3 separate regions of the Mus musculus genome follow, and all the other regions are linked to region 2. A link is a loop called in an ENCODE intact Hi-C map of the cell type or tissue named here. Cell type or tissue: left cerebral cortex. All regions are shown on one strand. Region 1 overlaps Gm52798 (a long non-coding RNA gene). Region 2 holds the start of Nkx1-1 (NK1 homeobox 1). Region 3 overlaps Hmx1 (H6 homeobox 1).

Region 1 (8,000 bases), 1.9 Mb after region 2:
CTGAAAAGGGCTTATTACCAAGAATGGGAACACAGGATTTCACAGCAAGTGCTGACTTGAGGAAGTGAAAGGTTAGCCCAGGTTCCCCGCCCCACCCCACCCCCCGGGGAAGAGGCTCCTCTATGTGGTCCACCCCACCCCACACAACCACCAAACATACACCTTGCCTGTATGCTTGTTCTAGGCCCCAGGCTGGAGGGCTGGGCACCCTCTGCAGGTTGTGGGAGGGAGCCATCCTGCTACCTGGACTCTTGATCTGGGCCATCAGTGCCACCCACTGGGATGTGGGGAAGGGGCTTTTAGGAGTTAATCAGCTCAAACAGAATCTCTAGCCGAGTTTGTCTGGATTCTTGAGGCCCAGCGTAGGCAGTACCTGGACCAGCTGTAGAAAGAATCCGGAGTAGATGACTGGGCTGGTACCCCACAGCCAAGGATGGCTTCTTTGGAAGCACCTGCCAATTAATGACCCACGCGGTAGGGGTACAGTCTGCTCTCTGGAGACTGTCCTGCAGGGCAAGGTGAGAAGTTTCTAATCAACAAACTAATTTCTGTCCCGGCCAAGTGACTTGCGGTAGATCTTCAGGGATTTGCCAACAGGACTCTAGGACTTCCAAAGGTGGGTGGGACCCAACTGCTAAGGGCCCAGGAGCCAAGCGGCAATGCAGGGAAGAGAAAGAGGCACTTCCCAAGTCTCCCTTGGCGGGCTCCCTTGTTCTGGGATGGGAGGGGAAGGCACAAGGGCAGGCCAACTGGGATGAGTTGAGAAGCAACTTAGGTGTCCTCCACCCACCAAAACCTCAGAGAAACCTGCAAGAGAAACTTAGATGTCTGAAAACCTGATAGGTCTGGTTTTCAAATTGGAGGCCCCCACCCCACTCTGGAGCCAGGGCTGTCTGAGGCCGCACCTCCTTGCCCCCCCTTTAGCTTCTGCTGGCCCAGAAGCTCCCCGCCATCGGATTTGGCCCCTGCAGAAGCTTCCAGGGAGTGTTTACTGTCCTAGTAGAAAAGTTGCTATGAAGTGTTCTGCCCTGCCCCACTTCTCAGCACCAGAGTTCTGTGTGCTGCGCAACTTTGAGCTTCCTGAACGCCAGGAGCCCCTCAGTTTCTGCCTTAGTAAAAAGGGTGTTAATAGAGCTCTCTCCACACAGGGACCCTGGGTATGCCCGCTTGCAGCCTCTGGAGAAAGACAGAGGCTCTGTTAACAGCTTTGTGTCTGTTGTCTGTTGTGCATGTGTGCATGTGTGGAGAAATAGGTACACCTTCTCCCCACACCACACATGCACACATCCCACAGCCAGGCTGGATGCTTTGAAAAGCAGTTCTAATGTGAAGCAGCTCCAGGGTCCCAATTGCCTGGGCCAAGTAACACTGCATATCTGGAGTTTGCAGGAAGTGCATGGTTCTGGGCAGAATGCTGGGTGTTCTTGAGAGGGGTCCATCCATTATCCTTCCTCCTCCACCTGCCTGCCTGAGCTCACCTCTTTTTCTTTAGTTGAACCTGACAATGATTCTCTCCTTTTCAGGCATCAATGGAGCTGGGGAACCTGCTTTATTTGCATCACAAGATCAGCCTGGTACCTTAGTTCCCTGGCAGTGCAGGGGCAGCACTCCTCCTGTACAGGAGGCTCCAGCTTCTTTTGCTGGCCCCCTCTAGGACTGAGAGAGAGGGGATGGGGCTCTCATTAAGAAACATCTCCACCGAGTCCACCATGGTGTAGCCTCTGGTTTACAGGGACCTGAGCCACCAGAGCAGAAGTGTGCCTGTGAACATGGACCATCTGGGACCTTGTCAGGACCTGGCTGCTGGCTTTGTTGGTGTTTGTTAAGAAAAGTGTAGTTTGGACAGAGGTCAGAGCTTAGGCAAGGGGGAGAGGGGGAGGGGAAGGAGGAGGTGGATGGGGAGGGGGAGAGGGGAAGGGGGAGAGGGGAAGGGGGAGGGAGACAGGAGGGGGAGAGTTCATATGCCCTCCCTTTACTGAGATGTGACAGTGAACAGAGCCATCCCCAAAGACTTCCTGAAGGGGCATCTTCCCTCCCATCCGAAAGGAGGCACAATGAGCCCTCTCTACCCCATATCGACACATACATCTCCCCTGCCCAGTCACTCAGTCTTGACCAAAAATATGCCCAAGGCTTGGGATCCTGATCGAATCCCCCAACCTGGACTTATATCCAAAGTTTAATCCAGCCAAGGCACCTGACATTAAGACCTCTGTGTGAACCATTTTAGTTTAGGACTGGTTCTTCCTGTCTGTCCCTGTGTCCCTCCAAGGGTGCTACCGACCACCTCCCTGGTGACCCAGCATGCCCTTTCTGCACCGGGACCATGGAGGGCAAAGTCTGGGTGTCCAAACAGCCATCAACCATGCCTGGTCAGCTGTCACTGTGCTCAGTGTGAGGTCCCCACAATGAGATTCAGCAAGCTGCTCCTGGCAAGACCAGTCGGTCCTCCAGTTTTGATGTTGGTTGCCTGTTTTAAGAACACTAGACTGGCCTAGCTGTGATGGTGCGCGTGTTTAATCCCAGCATTCAGGAGGCAGATACAGGTGAGTTGGAGGCCAACCTAGTCTAAAAAGCAAGTTCCAGGACAGATGGGTCTATTACATAGAGAAACCCAGTCTCTAAAAACAAAAGGTAGCAATGAAATAATTTTATGGTTGGGGATCACTACAGCATAAGGAACTCTATTAAAGGGTCACAGCATTAGGAAGGTTGAGGACCACAGAGCTAGGGGATGGAGACTGCCCCCTGCTGGCATCTTTTCCTAATTGCAGACCAAGAAAGTAGGTGAGTCAAACTTCCCCAAAGCAGCCCTCTGGCTGCTGTACTTAAAAACAAGCCTAAGTGGTGATAAGAACTTCTTGCTGGATTTTAAAGGGACAAGTTAGTTCGCAAGAGACTGGGACGCCCCATCTTCTTACTGAACAGGACTGTCATGCATTTGTTAGCTGCAAGGAGACATGGGGGATGTGGGTCTTTCCACTCCTCACACTTCTACAAAAGGCAACCATTTCTCTGTATTTAGACATGATGTGTGGTTAGCCTAACACGCAGACTCCTGGGGTCTTGGCAAGTCCAGAGCAGCAGCTGCTAATGGCAAGCAACACAGCAGAAGTGACGTGGCCTGGATTTAGGAGGAAGATGAAGGCTCTGCCTGGTGTGTGGTGGGAGGTCCAGTTGGGGCTTTCAGTCTCTGGGCTGCTCAGTCCTTCTGTCCACCTAGTCTGCTGATGCACGCCTTAGGTTCCACTTTCCAGCACCTCAGGCTGTGCTGTAAAATCCCTAGTCCAATAAGCACTGTGGGGATGGGAAGTTTCTGAATTTCCCACTTTGGCTCCACACCAAGGAAGATTCCAAATTAACCTTAGAGACTCTTGAAGATGTCTTGTGTATGGTGCCATTCTGGGAAGGAAGGCGGGATGCAAGGAAATGTTTATTTCCACAGTTCTAAGCAGTTATCGGGTCAATTCCACAAGCCTCCTGCAGGTGGCACCCGTGGGCTCTGGTTCCTGCTTTGGCTTCTCAAAGTTTCCAGGAAAAAAAAATCAGAAAAATCTCTATCATGTAGAAGTATGTATGTATTGGGAGCAGGGAGTTCAGAGAAAGCTGACTCACGAATAGACATCTATCCAGTGGTTTGTGTCTGGAAGGTTCTGATCCAAGAAGCTGTTTCTGAATTTAGTGTGTCCTCCCCTGGTCCTAAGAGGGCAATGCTGGGTGATTTGGAGGCTCTTTGTGGACACGTTTATTCAAGAGTTATTAACGCTGCTATCTTTCCCATCTCTATCTCAGTGCTGAGAGCAAGGTTCCATCTCACAAACTGTCCCCCATGTTATTTCCCTTCATTGGCAAGCAAGAGAGACCATCCCTTCCTCCATCCATCCTACTTAAGCTTTGTGAGATGCTGGGAATAAGTTGGGACGAAAAATAAGACTCTTATCAGTCACCATGCATAGTAAACACAATGACCCACCCTGGGTAGAGACCCACCATTTTGTCACGCTTTTTCCCTGAAGAACTCTGCCCTGGTGGGAGGGAGGTTCAATAGTCAGTGCAGGTCTGGGCCCTTTGTGGAAGGAGAGGCGTGACTCTGTGCAGTGGTGGTCTTCTTTCAGGAGCACATCACCAAGGTTGCTGTGAATTCTGGGAGCACAACTCCCCACAGCCCATTGCTCCTCAGGTGTGGGCTGTTCAGAAAGGCTGGCCCCAGAATTAGTGGCGGCACTCCCTCCCCACTAAGGGAATCCTACACTTCCTGACTCTGCCAGGTCCTGAAATCCTTCTCAAGGGGCTCTAATCAGCTTCCAAAAGAGGGAAGATGCAATCGCACTCACCTCAGCTCCAGGGGCGACGCTATGGTTTTATTTGACTCTTGTGTTAAGGGCTTGGCCCTCAGCTGGTAGATTCAGATATTTTGGATTATCTGGGGTTCCTGGATCTCAGACATTGTAAGATGACTGGATTGTGGGGGCCTCTGAACTTTGCATTTGTTGTGAATGCTATTGGGGGGGACTTAGCAGGGGAGCCTACTTGGAGGAAGGAGTAACTAGGGGCTGCCTTGCCTCAGCTGTTTTCTGTTTCTGTCTTTGTTTCCTGATTGGTTGCCCTGAGGTGAGCTCCTGCTCCACCACATCCTTCTGGAACAGTCTCTCTTAAACCAGTGAGGACAGTCGATCAACGAGCTGAAACCTGTAAAGCCCAGAGCCAGAATAAACGGTGTCTCCCTTCCCTTGCTCCCCTTGGGTATTTTGTCACAGCGCACTAAAAGAGTAGTGAACGCACCACCATCTCCATCCTCCCTCAGTGGCTTCATTTTGAAAGAAAAGCGCTTCAGGCTGGATGCTTCCTAAGGAACCGAGGTTTACTTCTGCAGCCCTGCAGTCCTGGAGCTGAGAGAAAATTGAGGCGCCAGCAGGTTCAGAGGCTGAGGATGGCGGCTCTCTGACTCTAAGATGGTACCTGTCAGTGACCTCACTTGGTGGATGTGAACCCACTCATTCAAGAAACTTTATGAGGTGCTGACCCCATGCCTGAGAGTAGGATGGATGGGTGGATGGGTGGGTGAATGGATGGATGGATGGATGGGTGGATGGATGGATGGATGGATGGATGGATGGATGGATGGGTGGATGGATGAATGAATGGATGAATGGATGGGTGCATAGATGGATGGGTGGGTGAATGGATGGGTGGGTGGGTGAATGGATGCATGGATGGTTGATGCATGGATACATGCATGGATGAATGCATGACACATGAACAGACAGTACATGACTGAGCCATCATCCAATCACTCCTATGGCTTTGTGGGATCTGAGTATTCAGCAGAGGCTGTTGAACTCTTAGAGACTGAGGGGAGGAGCTTGTTCCAGGCCAATCCCTCACCACCCTGGCCATCAAGAGCGATGATAACTAAGTCTTCAGGTTGTCCCAAGATGGTATACCTCCTTGCCAAGCTTACCTTGCTCAAATGCCACAGGCATCCTCTCCTAGGTGGAGGGTGGAGTCCTTAACACCTTTAGGATCCCTTGCTGCTCAGTCGCCGGCTTTGCTTTCCAGAAGACTCTGTCTTTCTGAGTCCTTAGGAGAAGTTTTCATGCATCATGACCATCCAGCCTTTTGTTCCAACCGGCTTCCCCAACCTCAAGTCACTTCTAATCAGGGTTACGGGCAGCCAGAGCTGTCTAATGATCCCCTGGGATCTGGATAACTCCAGCAGAAGTCTGTGCTCCATTGTGGAAACCAAACCTGCTCCTATTTCGAGATGCTCCTCACATTAAAACCAGACATCCCGCCAGTGTTAAAGTGACCACAGCTGGGGGAAGATGGGGATCCGAAGAGCTGGACTGGGCAGGCAGCGCCAGGCGGGTTCCAGGAGAAAGGCAGCCCCCTGCTAAGCATCCGTCCATCTGGCTGTCCGTCATCCATCTCAGATGATTTCTTCTTGCCCCCCTTTTTCTTTTCGCTCCCTGCCCCCCACTCTCCTGAAGCCACCTCAGCCACAAGCACTGAGAGCCTAATGACCACCTGCAGAGAGTAGATGACATGTTTGGGGTCTCTGCTGATCAGCGGGCAGAGCTGGAACCCAAATTTATGCATTTCTAGCTCTCCATAATATAGAATCCTGTCTCCAGGAAAACCACCAAAGCAATCCCCACCTCCAGACTCTAACAGCAGATTGCCATGATGGGACCTGCTACTGGTGGGGTGGGTGTCACAAGAGGAGCAGTTGGCTGGAGGGTGAAATGGATGGCCAGTGGAATAGCCAGGAGAGCCCATGCTGAGGAAGATGGTATTCAGTCCGCTTCTGTAGGTTTGAAATATTCAGATGTTCTCCTGCCCCAAGGGACAGTCACAAGCCTACATAGGGAGAGCACAAGGTGAGACCATCAGGGTCTATCTACTCCTCTGGCCCAAAGCTCTGAAGCTTCCTGGACTAAGACGAGTCTTGGCCATGGCTTTGTCCTCTCCAGAGTCCCCATTCAGAGGGCAGGTGCTGTCCTCTGTGCTTTCTTCCCTACATCAGTAGGGCAACTCCTTGTATCTGGAGACTGGGCAGAGGAGAATGGCTTTTCTGCAGTCTTGGGAGGGGTTCAAGCTACACGTGTGCATAGAGAAACATGGAGGGGTCAAAGAAGAGGAACAGAGCCACGGAGCTGACAGGCTGCCACAGCTATAACTCAGCTTTAGAGCCTTAGAGTCCTGTAGAGGACAAAACCCACCCAACTGTTGGTGCTGCTGAGCAGGTGAGGACCTCAGGGCTGTGTTTTTCCAAGTTCCCTCCCCACCTGGTTCCCCAGCTCTTAGTCCTGGCCCATCTCAGCTTCCAGACCCTAGCTCCCACTCTACCTCCTCTGCAGCTCTTTTACCCCTTCCCCCTCTCCCTCCTCCCCTCCTTCTCATTCCCTCCCCTTTCTTTCCCTTCCAGCCTCCTAGTTCCTAAGTGCAGAGAACCCCCCTTCCTATTTCCAGTTTTAAAGGGAGACTTTCACAGGGTCAGAAATAACCAGACTTAAATGTAGCCAAGGGCTCCATTGGTAGAGGACCTGCCTATCTTACCAGGAGCAAGTTTGATTCCTAGCACCATAGTGGGACTGACTGTAATCCCAGCGCAGAGGTAGGGATGTCCATCAGTTCAAGGTCATCCTCAGCTACATAGTGAGTTTGGGGCCAGCCTAAATTATGTGAGACTCAGTCTCAATAACAACAAACAAACAAACCCTTTCCCTCTTTGCATCTTTTAAAAAAGAGAAGGTTTTTAAATATACAACAAAGGTTTGTCCACACTGTGGACTACCCACAATCTGACTCAGTGGATGGTGGGTGTCTTATGTCCCTTTTGCAGCTGAAGATGCTGAGGTGACCGGTGAAGAGACAGAGCACAGCACGGAGTGGGGGGTGGGGGGCCTGGTTCAAATCTGCCAACTCTGAGGGTGAGAAAGTTTCCTGCTGGCTGTGATGTGGAAGAAATTGTGTGGCTGTTAATAAGATCCTGGAGACGGACTACTGACCACCATGAGCCAAGAGGGTAGAGGAGAGAAGACACAGCTAGACTACTGTTGCAGGTATAACTACAGCCAAAGCTAGCTAGTCCTGCCAAGTGCTGGCAGTCCAGAAAGGACCATAGTCCTTCCCACAGCCCAGGAAGGGCCACAGTCCTGTCCACAGCTCAGGGAGGGCCACTGTCCTGTCCACAGCCCAGGAAGGGCCACAGTTCTTCCCTGTGAGTCCTAGGGACAGTGGGCAGCACCTCCTTTGGTGCTGAGGGCTTCAGATTACTCTTCCAGGTTGTTTGGTTGGTGGGTTGGTTAGTTTTTTTCCAGACAGGGTTTTTCTGTGTAGCCCTGGCTATCCTGCATCTTGCTCTGTAGACCAGGCTGGCCTCCAGCTCAGAGATCCACCTGCCTTTGTCTCCCAAGTGCTGGTATCAAAGGTGTGTGTCAGCCTAGCCCACCATTCTCCTAGTTTTAACAGTTTCTAGTTTAATAACCTTTAGTGGC
Region 2 (8,000 bases):
CTGTAGGACTGCTATAGGAGAGTGCAGACCTGGAGGTGCTGGGGCTGGTGCAGACCCAACGGGTCAGGCCACAGGGAAGGCAAAGCACACCGCTATAAAAGTGAGTATCGGAATGAATTTGAAAACTAAATAGTAGGTTTAAGATGTTTCTGTCAGAGGTCATGCTGGGCTTGAGGAGGCTACATGACACCATTAAGATCTGATCTCTGTCCATACTGTGGGACAGCAGGCAAGCACACAAGCTTTATCTTCCCAAGCTACGCCAACAGCCAGAGGGATCTGGCTTCAGTCATCACATTGTCTACAAAGAGAGAATGGAGTATCTTATCTGCTTTCTGAGACTTGCCATGAATCACCTTCTGGTGTCCTATCCAGCACACATCGCTGTGTAGCCAGAACTTAGCCCATGTGCCCTTCAAAGAAGCAAAACTTAGTCTTGTTTTTGAGGCTGAGTCTCGTGTATCTTAGGCTGGCTTCAAACCCACAATGTAGCCAGGGACAATCTTGAACTTTAAATTTGCCTGCCTCTGCCACTGGGTGAGCCCTGGGGTTTAACATGAACCCTAGGGTTACAGGCATGTGCTACCATATCCAGGGGTCTCAGGCCTAGTTAAAAACTAGACAAATTGTGCCTGTACAAAACTGATCAAAGCAGAGTTGTAGGACTCTACAATTAGAGGCCTCCCCAGAAACAGTACAATCTACACCCCAAAACTCACCAAATGTCACATGTGGAGAAAGCCAGCTGAGAGGCCAGAACTGAGCAACCTTCTTAGGCTCCTCCTAAGCCCTGCCCTGGCATCCACTAACCCTCTAGATTTCATCTGTCACAGACAGATGACAATAGTTTTGTGCTGAGTAACACACAGTTTCCTCAGAGACTGAAACATTCCATTCTTCAAGAAGCCATTTAAACAGGAAGGTGAGCAACACAAAATAGCTTCAGGAAGTTCCTATGAGGGACCACAGTCACTAAGCCCCTCCTTCCCACAGTAAGCAATAAAAGCTGAGAGCCAGCCTCAGCTGAGCTGCTAAGAGACTCAGATAACCAAGCTACAAATAAGACTCAGACCAGCTCAGCTTCCTGGAAGAAGCCTAAGCCAGCTAAGCTTCCTGACGAGGTTTAGACCAACTGAGGCACCTGGAAAAGACATTCTTCAGCCTGTCCCGCTGTCTGCAGGCTATGCAGTGTGATCCAGGCTCCCACGTTTTGAGAGCGGCCATCTATGCTGGGGTGAACCTTGGTGATACAGCTGTCTTTGAGTCATTTCTGCTCCTGTAAATAACTCCTCTCCCACACTCCTGTAAGTAACCGCAATATAACTCATTGGCTTACCAGGTGATGACGGCACATGCCTTTAGTCCCAGCACTCATGAGGCAGAGGCAGGTAGATCTCTGAGTTTCAAGGCCAACCTGGTCTACAGAGTGAGTTCCAGGACAGCCAGGGCTACACAGAGAAACCATGTCTACACACACACACACACACACACACACACACACACACACACACCTACCTCACTGGCTCACCAGTTGACATTTAGTGGTACCTGGACTTTGCTCTGTCATGGGATCTCTATCTGTGGTGAGTAGATGTGTAGATGTGTGTATTGCATCTCTCTAGAAATGTCTTGTCGCACAACATTCTATCACAGGCAAAGGGCTGTATACAGAGGCCAGCAAGAAAGACTACAGGGACTCAGGGAATGCCAGGAAGTAGCCACTACTCCATGTCGTAGCCTGTGGCATTGAACCCAGAGATGGAAGGGAGGTGCTGTGTGTGGTGGGCTCACTGCTTCCCAGCCTCACAGGCCCTGACCCACATTCTCTGCTCAGTTCCAAAGCCTTCTGTAGATGCCAAGGGCGCCATGAGTACAAGTAGCCGAATTTGGGACAGAGCCTTGGCAAATGAGCTGACCCCCACTCCCAACCCCCATTTGGATGTTGAAGAGCCCTGTTCAGCCAAAATTCATTACCACATGCCGGAGTAGCTAGGATCCCGGGAAGCACAGCTACCTGCTCTACCTAGTCATCTTCCCAGGAGAACTCTGGGTTGGATCAGCATCCTCGGCTCAGCTCAGCATGGCTGGCAAAAGGAAACAGGACTGGAAGGGGGCCTTGGGTCTTTTTCCAGGGTCAGCTGGCAGCTGCTTTCCCTCTCATGCACAGGGTCCCCTGAGCACAGACATGGAGGAAACTTGCAGTGAGGGCACTGTCACCCTCACCCCCAACTCACGCTCAGTGGTATCTTGCTGTGTGGGCGAGGGTTGCCTGTGTTGGCCTGGGAGAGAAGATCGCCATGCGTTTTGGAGGTGGGACAAGATAGGGCAGGACTATGGCATGTCGTCTCCTATTTATGGAGGCTGTGGCTTCTGGCTGGGCAGCCCCTGCACAGGCCAGGCTTCTAGTGATTTGATTTGATTCCAAGGGTTTTCTGGAATCTTCTGGGGCCTTTTAGGACTTCCCTGTCGGCAATCTATGTCTTAGAGGCCCAGCCCTCAGCAGCAAGGCTGTGAATATCCTCCAAGCCATCACCTCTCACAGTTAAGCCACTTCATACATGGCTCTCACTCCCTGACCACAGGGATAGTAGTATTGCACCACTGAACTAGAAGGCTGGACCAGGTGCCCATCTAGGGCTGTCAAACATCAGGTCAGGACAGGAACCTTTAGGCCTAGAAGGTCTGAAAGTGGAATGTGGGCTGGCTGGAATCTGATACCAGGTCTCTCCTGGTCAGTGAGGGAAGCTACCAGTCTTCAAGGGGCAGGTTGGCTTCCTGCCCCCTCACTGCCAGATGCTGCTCTTACCTGCCTTTGGCTTTTGATGAGCATGAAGCCAGTTTTGTGCACTCTGACCAGTGCTAGTGACTGCAGTTCACTCTCAGCCTGACTCCCAAAGGCAGCTCGCTTGACTAGCGGTCAAGACCCCTCCAAAAGCTCACTGTGCTAGGAAACAGGACGCCTGAAGGAGAAGCCTAGCCCCACAGTGGAGCACAGCAGGCTCTTTTGTTCTTTCTAGGGAGAGTCAGGGACCCTGGAACAGACCAGAGAACAGTTGCCTCCCTGTCCCTCTCCACAGTCAACCCCCTTTTCCTTCTCCAGTCTCCACCCCTACTGATATACAAAATCTTCCAAAGCTGGAACAGGCTGCCATGTAGTCTCCCTGTAGTCATAGGTGGTTCGGTATCTGCTTTGGGGTGTGTGGGCCACAGCTTCGGGCCACTCCTGGGCTCCATGCGTTCAGCACATAGGGACTACACACACACACACACACACACACACACACACACACACACACACTTCCATTCTGGCTAGTAGACTATCTGGCAGGTTGTTACACCTCAACCCTCCAGCTTCCTCCTCTAGGAAGGGGGATGTTTTTCCTGCCCACAAGTAGCCTGCTTGGGGGTGGGAGTGGGGGCAGTTGGTGGGACCGGATTTGGAGGTCAGCAGTGCCAGGCTGCAAGAAGAGGGGAAAGGGCCTCACTTCGGAGAGAGCGGGAAGGGGACTCAGACCCGTGCTGGACCCAGGGCGATCCCCAAGAGAGAAAGGTGACAGAGTGCAAGCTACTAGAGTGACCATGAGACACTAAACACTGACAGGAAACTATACCTAACCGCTCTGAAGTCCCTGCCCAGGGCGACACACAGATGGATAAGAACCGGAGCGGACAGGAAGGCGGGATCGGCATCCTACGGCGCCAGAGCCTTCGGGAAAACGCCCGCATGGCTTCCTGTGCTTTATTAAGAGTTCTACAAAGTGCTTGGAGCAGGCCACGGGAGCCTCCCGTTTGGCCCCTGCGCACACTCGTTTATAAATTTCTCTTCTGTAGGAACGGCTATCTATATACAGGACCAACGACTGAAACCTTAGAAAAGAGACGCCCATGCTCGCCTTGGGTCCTCTGGCCTTGAGGCCGCGTGCTGCGGTCCCCACCGGGGTCCTGGCACCGAGATTCAGAGGTGGGGCGCATAGAAGGCGGGCGCGCCGTACGTCTGCGAGCCCAGCACGAAGGGCGACAGCACGGCCGGGCTGGACAGGAAGGGCAGCTGCGCAGCACACACCAGCCCTCCTGGGCTGTGCGCCGGGTACCCGGCCGGGCCGTGCAAGGCGAGCGGAGCGCCCATGGGAGGCGAGGGGCTGAGCGGACTGAGGCCGCCGGGCAGCCCCGCGCCGGGCCCCGCTCCCGGGCCGGGGCCCCCGCCGCCGCCGGTCGGCGCGCTGGTGTCAGCGCCTGGGTTTTGCTTCTTCCACTTGGTTCGGCGGTTCTGGAACCAGATCTTCACCTGCGTCTCGGTGAGGCTCAGCGACAGCGCCAGGTTGAGGCGCTCGCACACCGACAGGTAGCGAGTGGCCTTAAACTTGTTCTCCAGCGCCACGAGCTGCTCGTAGGTGAAGGCGGTGCGCGCACGCCTCGGCTTCCCGGACTTCGAGTCCGAGCCCGTGCGCTTCCGCTTGGGCTTGGTGGTCACGGCGGCGCCCTGCGGGGTACTCCCCGCGCTCCCCGCTCCCGTAGCAGTTGCAGGCGGGCCCGGGGCTCCGGGCGAGTTCCCACGGGGCCCTGGGGCCGCAGTATCGTCCACAGGGGAAGCCTCGACCTCGGCCGCTCCGGGGCAGCCCGACCCGCGGGCCCCGAGACCGCCGCTGCCTCCCCGAGGCTCCTCCGTGCCCTGAGCATCCTGCACCTCGGGCGCTTCTTCCTCGTCCTCGTCCTCCGGCGCTTCATCCTCGCTGTCCGCGGTCGGGCTGCGACCGCTGCCGCTGCTGTAGCCGTTGGCCTCGGCCTCGTCCGCCCTGTAAGAGTCCCCAGCACCTGCGGGCGGCGAAAAGGAAGAGAACAGAGGGTCAGGCCCGCTGCCAGCCGCCCTGCCCGCTCCGCCCCAGGAGAGATTCTCTTTTAACTGTTGTGTTTCTCCTCTTCCTCGTTTGCCCCCTCACCAAAGATTTTCTTTTTCTTCCTCCTTGCCACAGTTCCTCCTTGATTGCTTGCATTTCCTCTCTGCCTTCCTTCGGAAGGACCCACTCCGTGTCGAGCTGCTTTGCTGCCCCATCCGCAGTCCTGGCCTTGGCCTTTAGGGCTGCGGTGCGCGGGCGGCCCTCGGAGTGTACAGCGGAGAAAGAGCTCCGATCGATTCACGGGGCAGATACAAACTTAATTAAACTCATTTTGTGTAATGTACAAACTAGTTAAAGTCCATTTAATTTATTTGGGCGTATATTACCTTCCAATTACAGCGGGCGCGGGGCCAGCCAATTACCGCACAGTTAATAGCTGGAGGGGCGCGAGGCCTGGGGTGGGGTCGGCCGGCTGTGAGGAGGCCACTTCTGAAAACCAAAATCGGTCGTCTGGGAGCTGTCCCTACCTCAGGCTTCAGGCCCTGAAAACTAGGCGTCGCAAAGTGCTGACTTCCCTGCGGACCTCTGGGGCCCACCAACCAGCTCCCCAGCGACTCTGTCTTAAGCGGGCTCCAGCTTCCCGTGGGCTGGTTGAGTTTGGAGGCTGGGAAAGCGTATTGTGAACCTCTAAGCAGGGCCCTGGGAGGGAGTATGAGCGCTAATCCCGCTGCATCCAGAGAGATGCTGCCGCCATGACTGCATTTTGCCTCTGAAATTTTGCAAGGCTGTCTGTCTGCTCTGCAGGAATCTGAGGACCTTTCATGCCCCTCACCCACAGGTGGTCTTTAAATGCCAGAGGAGGCCTCCACGTTTTCCGACCCAGGGCCGGTGTTCAGCTCTCAGATCGAGTTGACGCTGACATACTGGAGCATAAAATCGCAACTCGAAAATAACCCAGCTCAAATGACCCAGGTCGCATGAAGAGTGCGGGTGTCCTGTCCTCAACTCCCAGGTCTTAGCAGGACAACTATTCCCTCAGGCGACACGTAGCCAGTCATCCCTGCCCCAGCCCTGCCTGGCTGCCCTCTCCCAACTGTGCAGCGCTCGCTCCCTCCCTACACAGCTCCAGCAGGCAGCCGCGAGTTCCTCGTAGACCAACCCCTTGGCGGAGAGAGGGGTCCAACTGCAGCCTGCATGGCCTGCCCTTCCTCTCTCTAGGAACGGAAGGTCAATGCAACCGCGTTGGTAGAGCTGGCGGCCCCAGTCCAGTTCTCCCTGAGCGTTCTGGTCCATGAGAGGCGCAGGGGCCAAGAAGTTAGAGGAGGACGGGGGAGGGGCACAAAAAGCAATCAGGAGCTGGTCGAATGCAATTCGCGATCAATAGCGGCCCCTAATAAGTGTAATAGGTTTTAATCGAGTAATTATCCGAATTTTGACCCTATAATTTAGATGTTCGGGGGGAGTTTGCAAGGTGCTTGAAAGAGATATGCATGCGCCGTAATGGGATATCGACCGCAAAGGGGGCGCGGGCCGCCCCATTACCGGCCGCTTTCCGCCGCTAAGCACATTTCCCTTTAACTGTAATCGAAGGGATTTAATTGTTTTTCCAGAGATAACCAGCGTTTTGTCACAATTAGTCTGATTTGTCCAAAGGGGGAGGGCCGGGAAGGCCACGGTGGGGGTGGGTAAGTCACCAAGTCAGTCGCCGCATGTCCCTTTGCCTCCAGCACCAACTACCCTCCAACACCAAAGATTGACTAGATGAATCCTGGACCGTAGTCGCAACCCCAAGGCCCCAGATTTGGCCCAACAGAACCTTTCCAGAAGCGTGCAGCAGTGAGGGCCCTAGAGTCCGGGTCGGGAGGAGGCCACGGATGCTTGGGGCGGACCCCGCGCTCTGCGAACTTTCCACAGAGCCCGGCGGCGCTTGGGTCAGGCCCAGCTCGCCGGGAGCATAAACATTCCGGAGCAGTCGGTGTCCTCGCCCCTATCACCAACCCCTTATACTCACTTGTAGGCTCAGCTCCCGCGGCCGCTGCGACTCCTGTGGCGGCGGAGAGGGCTCGGCGTTCTAGCTCTGCGCGCGGCGAACGTCCGGAGGCAGCGGGGACCGCGACGCACGCGGCCGGGGCGCATGGGGCACACGTAGCGGGCACCACAGGGCCCAGTAGCACGCAGCGGCGTCTCCTACTGTTGAACTTGTTGGGATCTAGGATGTCCAACACGGAGAAGGAGGTGGGGCGCGGGGGCGCGGCGGGCCGGGCCGCTCCAGCCCCCTCTGGCACCGCGGGAACAGTGTCGCTGGCCGCGAGCGGTGGCACTCCAGCCCGGGGAAAGATGGGCAGCTCAGCTCGTCCGTCCATAGTGTCCCGAGCTGTAGCCGCAGGAGCCGGCGGTGCGGGCCCCGAGCCGGGCCCGGGCGGTGGCGGTGGCAGCGCGGGGACGTCCCCGGGTGCCGCCGGGCCGCTGGTACTCATGCGGGCCTCGGGCCGCTCAGGCGGCTCGGGCCCCCGCTACCTACTGGGATCCCATCCCTGCGCCCCGCAAAATCAGCCTCAGCCCAGCTGTTCCCGCTCTGCTGGTGCTGCCTGGCCTTGCCTCCGCCACCGCTTCAGGCGCCCGCCGCGCCGGGCCAGTGCATTTATGGCGGCCCCGCCGGAGGCGCCCACGCGCCCACACGCCGCACACACGTGCGCCCGCAGGCGGCCGCAGGGTTCCGCTTCCCTCGTTAGCGCTCACGCCTAATTGGCTGCGAACGGTCCCAAGCGGAGTAGGCGGGCCCGGTACGGGACTCACGGACTGAGCCGCAGAGACGGACAGACAGACGCCCTGCCCGGAGCCAGAGCACAGTCCACTGGAGGCTGGGGTGCTCAGCACCGTGCCGCTGCGCCTCCGCGGGGCTGGAAACTGCGTGCCCGCCTCCTTGGCGAAGGGGGAGGAGACAGTCGCCTTTTAAATAATTGCGGGATCAGTTGGCTGTGGAGGGCTGCAGAGGCCCCAGGACGTGGGAACCCACGCGCCCCGAGTTGGCCTGGACATCCCAGCTCAGGGTACCGCTAAGGCAGGTCTCTCCTGCTGCCGTGGCACGCGGGGTTCTGGGCTATCCTGGCACCAGGGGCTCTCGCGCCTTCCGCTGCTAGGACGGAAAGGGAGAGAGGGGTTCTT
Region 3 (8,000 bases), 2.0 Mb after region 2:
TCGGGGTTGTGCCAATGTCACCCGGTGGGATTTCTCTGGGGAATGTGCATTTGTTTCTCCTAAGAGTTGTTTCCTTGATGTCTGCTCCACGTGTGTGATGGGGAGGTCTCAGCCCCTGGCGGTTAGGTTGTATGTCAGTCTCTGTGTGTACATAACTTTGAAGGACATCCTTTCTTTTGTCCCGGTCCTCTGCCAGCCTTTTGTGAGTTGGCGGTGGGTTGGGGGCTGAGGTAGAGCTGAGCCAGGGGCAGTCTCAGATGTCAGTTTGTCTTTTGGATTAGCCTTTTTCTTTCGAGAATTTTCTCTGTCCTTCTCTGGGTGTGCGCTGCCACGTGTTTGCTGCGGCCCAGGTCCTGGGCTTCATTTTTGGCCTCTGCTACTTTCCTGCCGGCACCCCAACCCCCTCCCGCCCCCGCAACCCGTACGCGGGGCGTGTTTCCCAGTTTGTAGCGTTTGAGTGAGGAGGATTTGAAGGTGGGAGGAAGCCAGTCTCAGTGACTCCTAAAGGCAGACCCTTAGAACCCGCCACTATGCCCGTTTCTCCCCTGCAGCAAGCGACCGGGACTCTCCGGAGACCGGCGAGGAGATGGGCCGCGCAGAGAGCGCCTGGCCGCGGTGCCCCGGGCCGGGAACCGTTCCGCGGGAGGTGACGACGCAGGGCCCGGCGACCGGCGGGGAGGAGGCGGCGGAGTTGGCCGAGGCTCCAGCGGTGGCGGCGGCGGCGACAGGGGAGGCGCGCGGTGGCCGCAGGAAGAAGACGCGCACGGTCTTCTCGCGCAGCCAGGTCTTCCAGCTCGAGTCCACTTTCGATCTGAAGCGCTACCTGAGCAGCGCAGAGCGCGCGGGCCTCGCCGCCTCGCTGCAGCTCACGGAGACGCAGGTCAAGATCTGGTTTCAGAACCGCCGCAACAAGTGGAAGCGGCAGCTGGCAGCGGAGCTGGAGGCGGCCAGCCTGTCCCCGCCGGGTGCGCAGCGCCTGGTCCGCGTGCCGGTGCTCTACCACGAGAGTCCCCCGGCCGCCGCGGGGCCCGCGCTGCCTTTCCCGCTGGCGCCGCCCGCACCCGCACCGCCGCCGCCGCTGCTTGGTTTCTCGGGCGCGCTTGCTTACCCGCTTGCCGCCTTCCCTGCCGCCGCCTCGGTGCCCTTCCTTCGCGCGCAGATGCCGGGGCTAGTGTGAGCCGGCGCCCTCCATGTAGGAGGCGGTTGGGGGAAGGCGCCGCGCACCTCGCAGTCCCTCGAGCGGCCGTCTCCGTGGGCAGCTGCTCTACAGTGTACCGGACAGCGGCGGCAGCCGGGACTCGCAGCCAGCTGCAGGACTGGAGACCCGTTCCGATGGAAAGCCGCGGCGATGCGCTAGCTCTCGCCGGCACGGAGTGCTGAGCAGATGCCGGCTCCGAGTCAGCAAACGGACACTTGGAATGGGCTGGCCGAGGAACCGTATGGCGACTGTCCCGAGGCATCCTGGCCCTAATTCACATTGTCCTTTTCTCGGGAGGGATCTTGCAGGAACCCAGACATCAGGGGCCCCTTCCAAGGGACAGTACAGAGTGCTGCGGGCCTTGGGACAACTCATCTTGGGCCTCTTTTCCGAAGAGGGCTTCTCTCTTGGCGGCCTTGGTTCTCTTGGCTTGACAAGACTTTTTTTTTTTTTTCTGTGATAAATCTACTTCTTTGCATATGGAATAAAAAGGGACGTTTTCTTGATGGACTCGCAGCTGTGTGGTCGCTAGGACAGAGCCGCTTCTTGTAGCAGGCCTGAGTGTGTGGTACTTCCCTCCCAAACCTGGCTAGGGACTTTGGAAAGGCTGCCCCGGGGTAGGTGGGCAAGTCAGGCTGGAGCCACCCTCCTGGTTTATGATCCTAAATTTTACTCTGCTTGTGACTGAGAGGCCCAGCTACACTTCTGGGGAAGTCTTAGGGGTCCAGGAGGAAGGAATAGAGATGGAAAGATGACTGTTGTAGGACTGAAACCAAAGGCATGGCAGATGAAGGTAGGGCTCTCTGGCCACCAACTCCGTCATGGGAGTTCATGAGGCTGTGTGGCCGCTGCCCTTACCTGCACTTGGGACACACAGCAGGATGTGTGTCGAAATTCTTTGATCTGAAACAAAGCTCTGGCTCTTCAGCAGGGCACTGGGGTGCTTGCTCCTGCCTCCCCTGGTCATTGGAACCCTCTGTGTGCTCTCAGGGGAAGTTGCTTGAACAGTGTTGGACCACCTGGGTCACACATCTCCATTGCCCCCATACTGACTTGTTCCTACCTACAGGTGTGGAGTGGTGCTTTATTTGGTGTGCTTTTGAACCTAATTGGGAGAGGACATTCCAAATTTGAAGGGATCTGGTCACTCCCAGAGGACCTTGGAAAACCTGTCTTCCTCCCTGCTCCACCTGGAAGCAGACACCCCACAGAGAAGATGTGCAGCCATCAGTCCACACGGGGCCAGGGGCGCCCAAGGTGGCGCCAGACAGCCTAGAAGAGGCGCCAGGGGCCTGGGGGAGTCAGTCTGTCTTAGGAGTGAGTGTGTGTTTTCTTGACCCCACCCCAGTATAAAGAGCGAGTTTCCAGTATGGAGACCTAGGTGGTGGTGCTCCATGGAGCACCTCTTCTATCTGCTGCTGCTCTCGTTCATATGCCCCGAGAATTGTATATTTTGAGATTGGTGTGGAAGGGACATTGGTCCTTGACCATCTTTGAGTCAGCCTTCCATATCAGTCAGCCAGTCAGAGTTTGGAGCCTGGGCATTCTTCCTCCTTGGGACACTCAGAACTGCTTTGCCATGAGTAAACCAGCTTTTGCAGGCTTTGTCTGGGAGAGACAATACACTTCGGTGAGTTTTATTTTTTTCAATGGAGTTTTCGAAAGCCTTGAATCCCCCGTCAGCAGGCACACAGGCTACAGGCTGTCCCCAGACAGAATGGGCAGGCCTACCTCTCCCTCTCCCCCTCAACTCTCCACTGTGCCATCACCAGACTTTGGTGCCCATGGCTTTGTGGCTGTTTTTGTTCTGTTCTCAGGATAAATGTCTGACTGTCCTGGAAAGGATCGGGTGCAGCCAGCGGCAGCACTTCTCAGACACTAGCACAGCACAGGTTCCCACAAGCAGTGGGACTCTTTCCTGTATACACAAAGGTGCTTCCCATGGCACCCCACACCCCAGCGGTCCAGGTGGAAATGCTGGCTCCACTGTCAAGGTCTCAGGGGGCTCAGGTCACTGGCCCCCCTCACTTTTCAGCCCTTTCAAAATGCACAGTTAAACCCAGGACGAGGAACTCATTGTGAGACCACCGTTTCTCTCCAATATCTTGGGCTGAGATCACACACTGATCACAAGGTGTCTTCGGCCCAGCAAATGTGTCCTCATCAGAATGTCGTACCAAGACACAGTGAAATATCCTTGGAGAGTCACTTGCCACAAGGAGCCACAAGGGACAGTATCCTATGGACACCTGCAGTAGAACCTTGCTCCATCAATTGGGGAAGTGAGGTGTGTGTGTGTGTGTGTGTGTGTGTGTACACACACACACACACACACACACACACACACACACACACACACATATATATATTAGAATTAGCATCGCTGGGCAGGAGAGCTTCCCACCTCCCTAATCATCCTGTAGCCTCCTATGGCAGTCTTAGTCACTCAGCAGGAACATGGTCCCTCCTAGAGCTAGGAACTGGATCCAGTGATGCAGTAGGAAGCTCCCCAACTAGTTCAGCTTGCCAGACTTAGGCAAGCTCGCCATGCCCCATAAGTATCCACCAGCTTCTGGGGTGCAGTGTAGGAAGGCAGCCCTAAGCAGAGAGACCTGATTCCAATTCAACAGGCAACATTCAAGTCCTAGAGGGTGCCAGGCCTGGCTGGGGGCCTTCGTGAGTCCGGGATCCTGGCATCGATTGCAGGCACACCTCCTTGCATTGACTGTTGCTGGCAGAAGATGAATGGTTTCGATCTGTCTCTGCCAGGTGAGCTTAACCTCTCACTGGTTTCTGGTCCATCCTCCTTCGCAGCTAAGTGAGGTCCAGCTGCCATCACTCTGAACTGCAGAGGCTCCTGCTCATGAGATCCAAGTGGTCCACCTTAGTGGACCCTGTCCTACTGGCAAGAGAAGTCTCACGGCCAAGCCCTATTTTCGAGCCCCCAGGTTCCCCATCACAAGCCATTTGGCACATAACTCTCTTGATTCTGTATAAGAAACCAACAGTGTTCTTGCTGGAGCAGGGCACGTGAGGTTCCCAGCCGGTCAGAGTTTCCTGAGTTTCTACCAGGAGTATGGAAGCAGCCCTAGGCTAGCTCTAGGTACTGGACAGGGTGGGGTGGTGGCTCAGAGAGTAAGGACATCCAGGAAGACTCCATGCTTTGTCCCAAATCAGAGCAAACAACAGTAGGCATGGGAACAATGAAGTCTTCCCAAGAACTGCAGCCCTACCCTGACAGCTGCAGGAAAGCTGCAGGACAGACAACTCTCACACAGTCACACATCCGACTGCTCAGGGAGGAAGCTCCCCAGAGCAGGGCTCTGCCCTCACCCAGAAAACAGCCCAGCTGGGCTGAGACCCAGGGGCTGGGCACTGGCCAGGTAAGCTAAGCCTTATTTTCTCTTTCTCTCTCTGGCCTGCCTTCTGTTGCCCAGCTCCCCTCCTCCAACCCCTCAGCAACAAGGTAGAAAATGAAAGCAGTGCTTCGCTGTAGCTTGGACTCTGGGCCGGAAAAGCCACTGGGAGGCCGGCCTCCAGCCAGAGAGCAGCTCCTGCGGGTTCTCTAGGACTGGGCAGTCCAGTGCTGGAGAAGGAGGGAGGCCCCTTTGATACAATGAACTTGCTCAGCTACCAGAGCAGGCATTCACCAAAACGCCATGGAGAAAGGACTTGGGAGGATGGGGTCCCAGGAACTCCGCTAGTCAGCTAGCCTGGAGCCAATTCCTGGGTGTCTGGTTGCCCTGGAAGGAAAAAGGAGAGGTGGCTGTCCCCTTGGCACATCTGTCCTCATAGCATATGCTCACTCTCAGTCGGTTGCCCACAGGTTCCAGGACTGAGGGAAAATGGGGACAAGCTAGGGCTTCCTGTGGGTTATTGGGGAAGCTAGGAAGAGCAGGGTTCCTGCAGGAGCTGGGTTTGTTTGTTTTGTTGTGTAGTTTTTTAAAAAATTATTATTATCGTAAAGGTGTTTGTAGGTATTGTTACCCAGTCAGTTCAGTAAAACCAGAACAGAAAAACAAACAAAAAAACAAAACAACAAAATTATGTGTCCTGCCACCATACATCAAAGCCAGATTAAGAATTTATTGGGACTATGTTTTATTAGTCAGACTGTTACCTTAAAAATAAAAACAAAAAATTAAAGTGCATTTAATTTTAAAGTAAATTGCATAAGTTTATACATTTCTAAGTTTACCAATGAAATGATATGATGTTGGTTTATCTAAAATACGCAGCAAAATTAAAAGGGGAATGGAAGAGAGGCGCTTGATTAGGAGTCCGTACTTGCGGAAGGTCCAGAGGCAGGCTTGAAAATAAACCTAAGTAAATCTGTTTAACCAGACCGTGGAAACGCGAGGATTTGTGCTGGGGGGGGGGGGGGGCCGGGGGGCGGGCGGGGCGGAGAAAGGGTGACTTTCCACCCGAGAAGCTGCAGTACGTTCCAATTTTATTTTCACCCAATCTGAGTCTCACCTGGGTTCACTTAAAACTCGGCTTTTAAAAAGCTGTGCATCCTCGCGGCTTAGCTAGAACTTGACCGTTAAAGCTCACATACTTAGCTTTACAACTATTTTGGTCTCAAACAACCCCCTTTTCTCCCCACGCCGCTTTCCGGGGTTTCATCCCTCTCACTCTGGTCACGGTGACCGCACCGGACTCCTCACCCGGGGTCCGGGCGCCTTGGAGGGGGCAAAAGGGCTTAAAGGTCGCGACCTTGCAACACAGTGTGGGGTAGTGCCCTGCGGCCGCCTTTCTGGTCTGGGATCTAGGTCTTCTGTTTCTGGAGCACCGGGGATCTGCGGCGCAGAATGCGGGAAGGAGGCTCGGGGCCCACAGGCGACACTCGCGAAGGGTGGATGGAGAAGGGCTGCATCCGGACCTCCGGGAAGCCCTGGGCTGGAGACCGCTAAACAGACCAAGCACCCGTGGGCTCTGCGTGATCCGGGATTGCAGGGGCACCACCTCTGCGGATCCAGACGCCTGCTAGCCATGGTTCTGCGCTCGCCCTGGAATGTCTCCCTTCCCCGCCCTCCGCCTGCTGGTTCTCTTGGTTCGCCCGGGACACAGCGACGTTATTCTCCCGCTCGACTCTCCCCAGTGGCCGTGATCCTTCTTCTCACGCGTCCTGCCATGCGGGAAGTGACTCCTTCCCTGCGACGGGCGCTCTGGTTTCTTGGTCCTGCCTCCCACTATGGGTCCCGGACTCCGCGCGCTTCGACCCACCGGGCTGCGGACGCGGCTGCATATCCCGCGTCAGCACCTTTCCGCTGGTGCCACGAGGCCCTGTTTCGCCATCAGGTAGGAGTGAGAGACATGGGGGGGGGGGGGTGCGTACTGCGGAGCCCGGGATGAGACGCCGGCCCTCCTCCGACCTTACTGGGCTTAGACGCTCCGGGCAGTCTCAAGGGACCCTGTGGCTCGCAGCCCCGCCCCGCCCCCGCGCCGGGCCCAGCCCCGCCCGGCCCGCGGCGCCCCTCCGATCCCGCCTAGGCCGCTCACCTGGCGTCTCGCAGTCTGCTGCGGTCTGCAGACCCTCCCCTCCGTCCTCACCTCTCGTCTCCTATCCACCTCATCCTGCGTGTCCTTACGCGGGCTAGGTGCCCAGTCACATAGTAAAGGTTCCTTTCCGAGCCGAGGGCATGTAACGGAGGTGGGGACGCCGAGGTCCGGAAGGCATCGGGAATGAGGCGGAGGTACATGAACGCGGGTGCTGGTGGAGTCCAGGCAACGCTCGCCTTGGCCGAGAACAGAAGATGGACCCACCTGATGGGAGGAGCTCAGCCTGGTCCCTGGGCACAGACCTTCCCTAGCACACAGGGGGCAGGGGGAAGCTCACTATGCTCTGTGTCTTTCCTGGATCCCCGTGGCTGGGATGGGGCCCGATACTCCCATCTTAAGACTGCGAGCGCCGAGCCTCGCAGCTGCACAGTGCCCCCACAAAAGACAGGGGTGCTATCCTAGTTGTGTGTTCGAAAAATAATCAGTCCCAGTCTGACTCCAAGGCTCACGCATCCCGTGATCTGGGAGACGGAAGCAATGTTGGGATTTCTTTTCAACTGGGCAAATGAGGGGGCCAGAAGTGGGAGAGCCCACTGTCTCTCAACTCCTTCCAGAGAGTTCTCTACACCAGGGAGTAGATCTGAGGGCCCTACACTGGAATTCATTCGTTTCCTTTTTAAAAGCTTGGAGACAGAAGCTAGAACTCACCCGGAGCCTAGTAGGACTTCCTCAGACCTCCAGGCCGTTCAGACAGCAAACAATGATAAGCAAGCAAGCAGAATGATGCCACGTGCCCTTAGGGCTGACCGAAATTGGTTGTGGAGAAAAGACCTTAATCATTTTCCGGATCCACTTTACCTCCTAAGGGCGGCTGTGAAGAACGGGAGGCTTGCCTCTGAGCATCCCCGCTCCCCAGCAGTGTCCAGGCCCAGTCTTACCTGGTCATTGTATGTACAAGTCCATTGTGGCCCCAAGATATGTCGCAGCCCACACCCCTCCTCTTTTTTCTAGAAGGGAACAATACTTTGGGCCAGCAAGAAGAAGGGCTTTTGGGGGACAGAGAGAATGGAATGGGGACGCTGTTCAAATCTTGAAGAAGCTCATTCTTTTCTGGGGCCTCTATTCACCCACCTTAATATCATGGGACCTACCTGGTGGAGCCATGTGCCCAGGCTCTGATCCAGGGCCTGAGCCTTGCCTTTACTGTGGGATTCGATGTCCCTCGTAGCAACATAGGACTAGTTGGGAGAGCATTGTGCCCCTAAGCCTAGGGTCTTGCGCTCAGAGTGGGCTCTGCATA

What was found. A loop is a pair of places that touch in the nucleus more often than their neighbours do. Peaks named below come from ENCODE experiments on the same cell type or tissue, not always from the same donor. Only the 100,000 strongest peaks of a DNase experiment are listed, where the experiment ranks them.
Region 1: a loop joins it to region 2, with 5 times the contacts of the local background. A loop is called at or near these places in 5 of 42 quality-filtered maps.
Region 3: a loop joins it to region 2, with 8 times the contacts of the local background. A loop is called at or near these places in 5 of 42 quality-filtered maps.

Annotation. Positions count from the first base shown.
Region 1 is chr5:35,376,516-35,384,515 of GRCm38, forward strand. Gm52798 (a long non-coding RNA gene) reads left to right here. Exons shown (of 2, transcript XR_003955838.1): 2 at 1,524-1,795. E130018O15Rik (RIKEN cDNA E130018O15 gene) reads right to left here. Exons shown (of 2, transcript NR_152157.1): 2 at 2,637-6,360. Among named protein-coding and RNA genes, the nearest start is that of Gm52798, 5.1 kb to the left of the region's middle. In left cerebral cortex, CTCF peaks have their summits at 2,736 (motif pointing left), 3,475 (motif pointing right) and 3,681; a DNase peak (open chromatin) is centred at 3,480.
Region 2 is chr5:33,426,779-33,434,778 of GRCm38, forward strand. Nkx1-1 (NK1 homeobox 1) reads right to left here and starts at 7,312. Exons shown (of 2, transcript NM_011320.1): 1 at 6,847-7,312; 2 at 3,956-4,812. The coding sequence starts at 7,312. The coding sequence ends at 3,956. In left cerebral cortex, no CTCF peak of the experiment used is centred here; DNase peaks (open chromatin) are centred at 3,797, 5,438 and 7,555; H3K4me3 peaks cover 508 bases.
Region 3 is chr5:35,391,187-35,399,186 of GRCm38, forward strand. Hmx1 (H6 homeobox 1) reads left to right here. Exons shown (of 2, transcript NM_010445.4): 2 at 552-1,704. The coding sequence ends at 1,177. A930033C23Rik (a long non-coding RNA gene) reads right to left here. Exons shown (of 3, transcript XR_003955880.1): 1 at 7,639-8,000; 2 at 6,701-7,502; 3 at 5,607-6,484. Among named protein-coding and RNA genes, the nearest start is that of A930033C23Rik, 4.4 kb to the right of the region's middle. In left cerebral cortex, a CTCF peak has its summit at 3,386; DNase peaks (open chromatin) are centred at 1,016 and 7,421; H3K4me3 peaks cover 478 bases.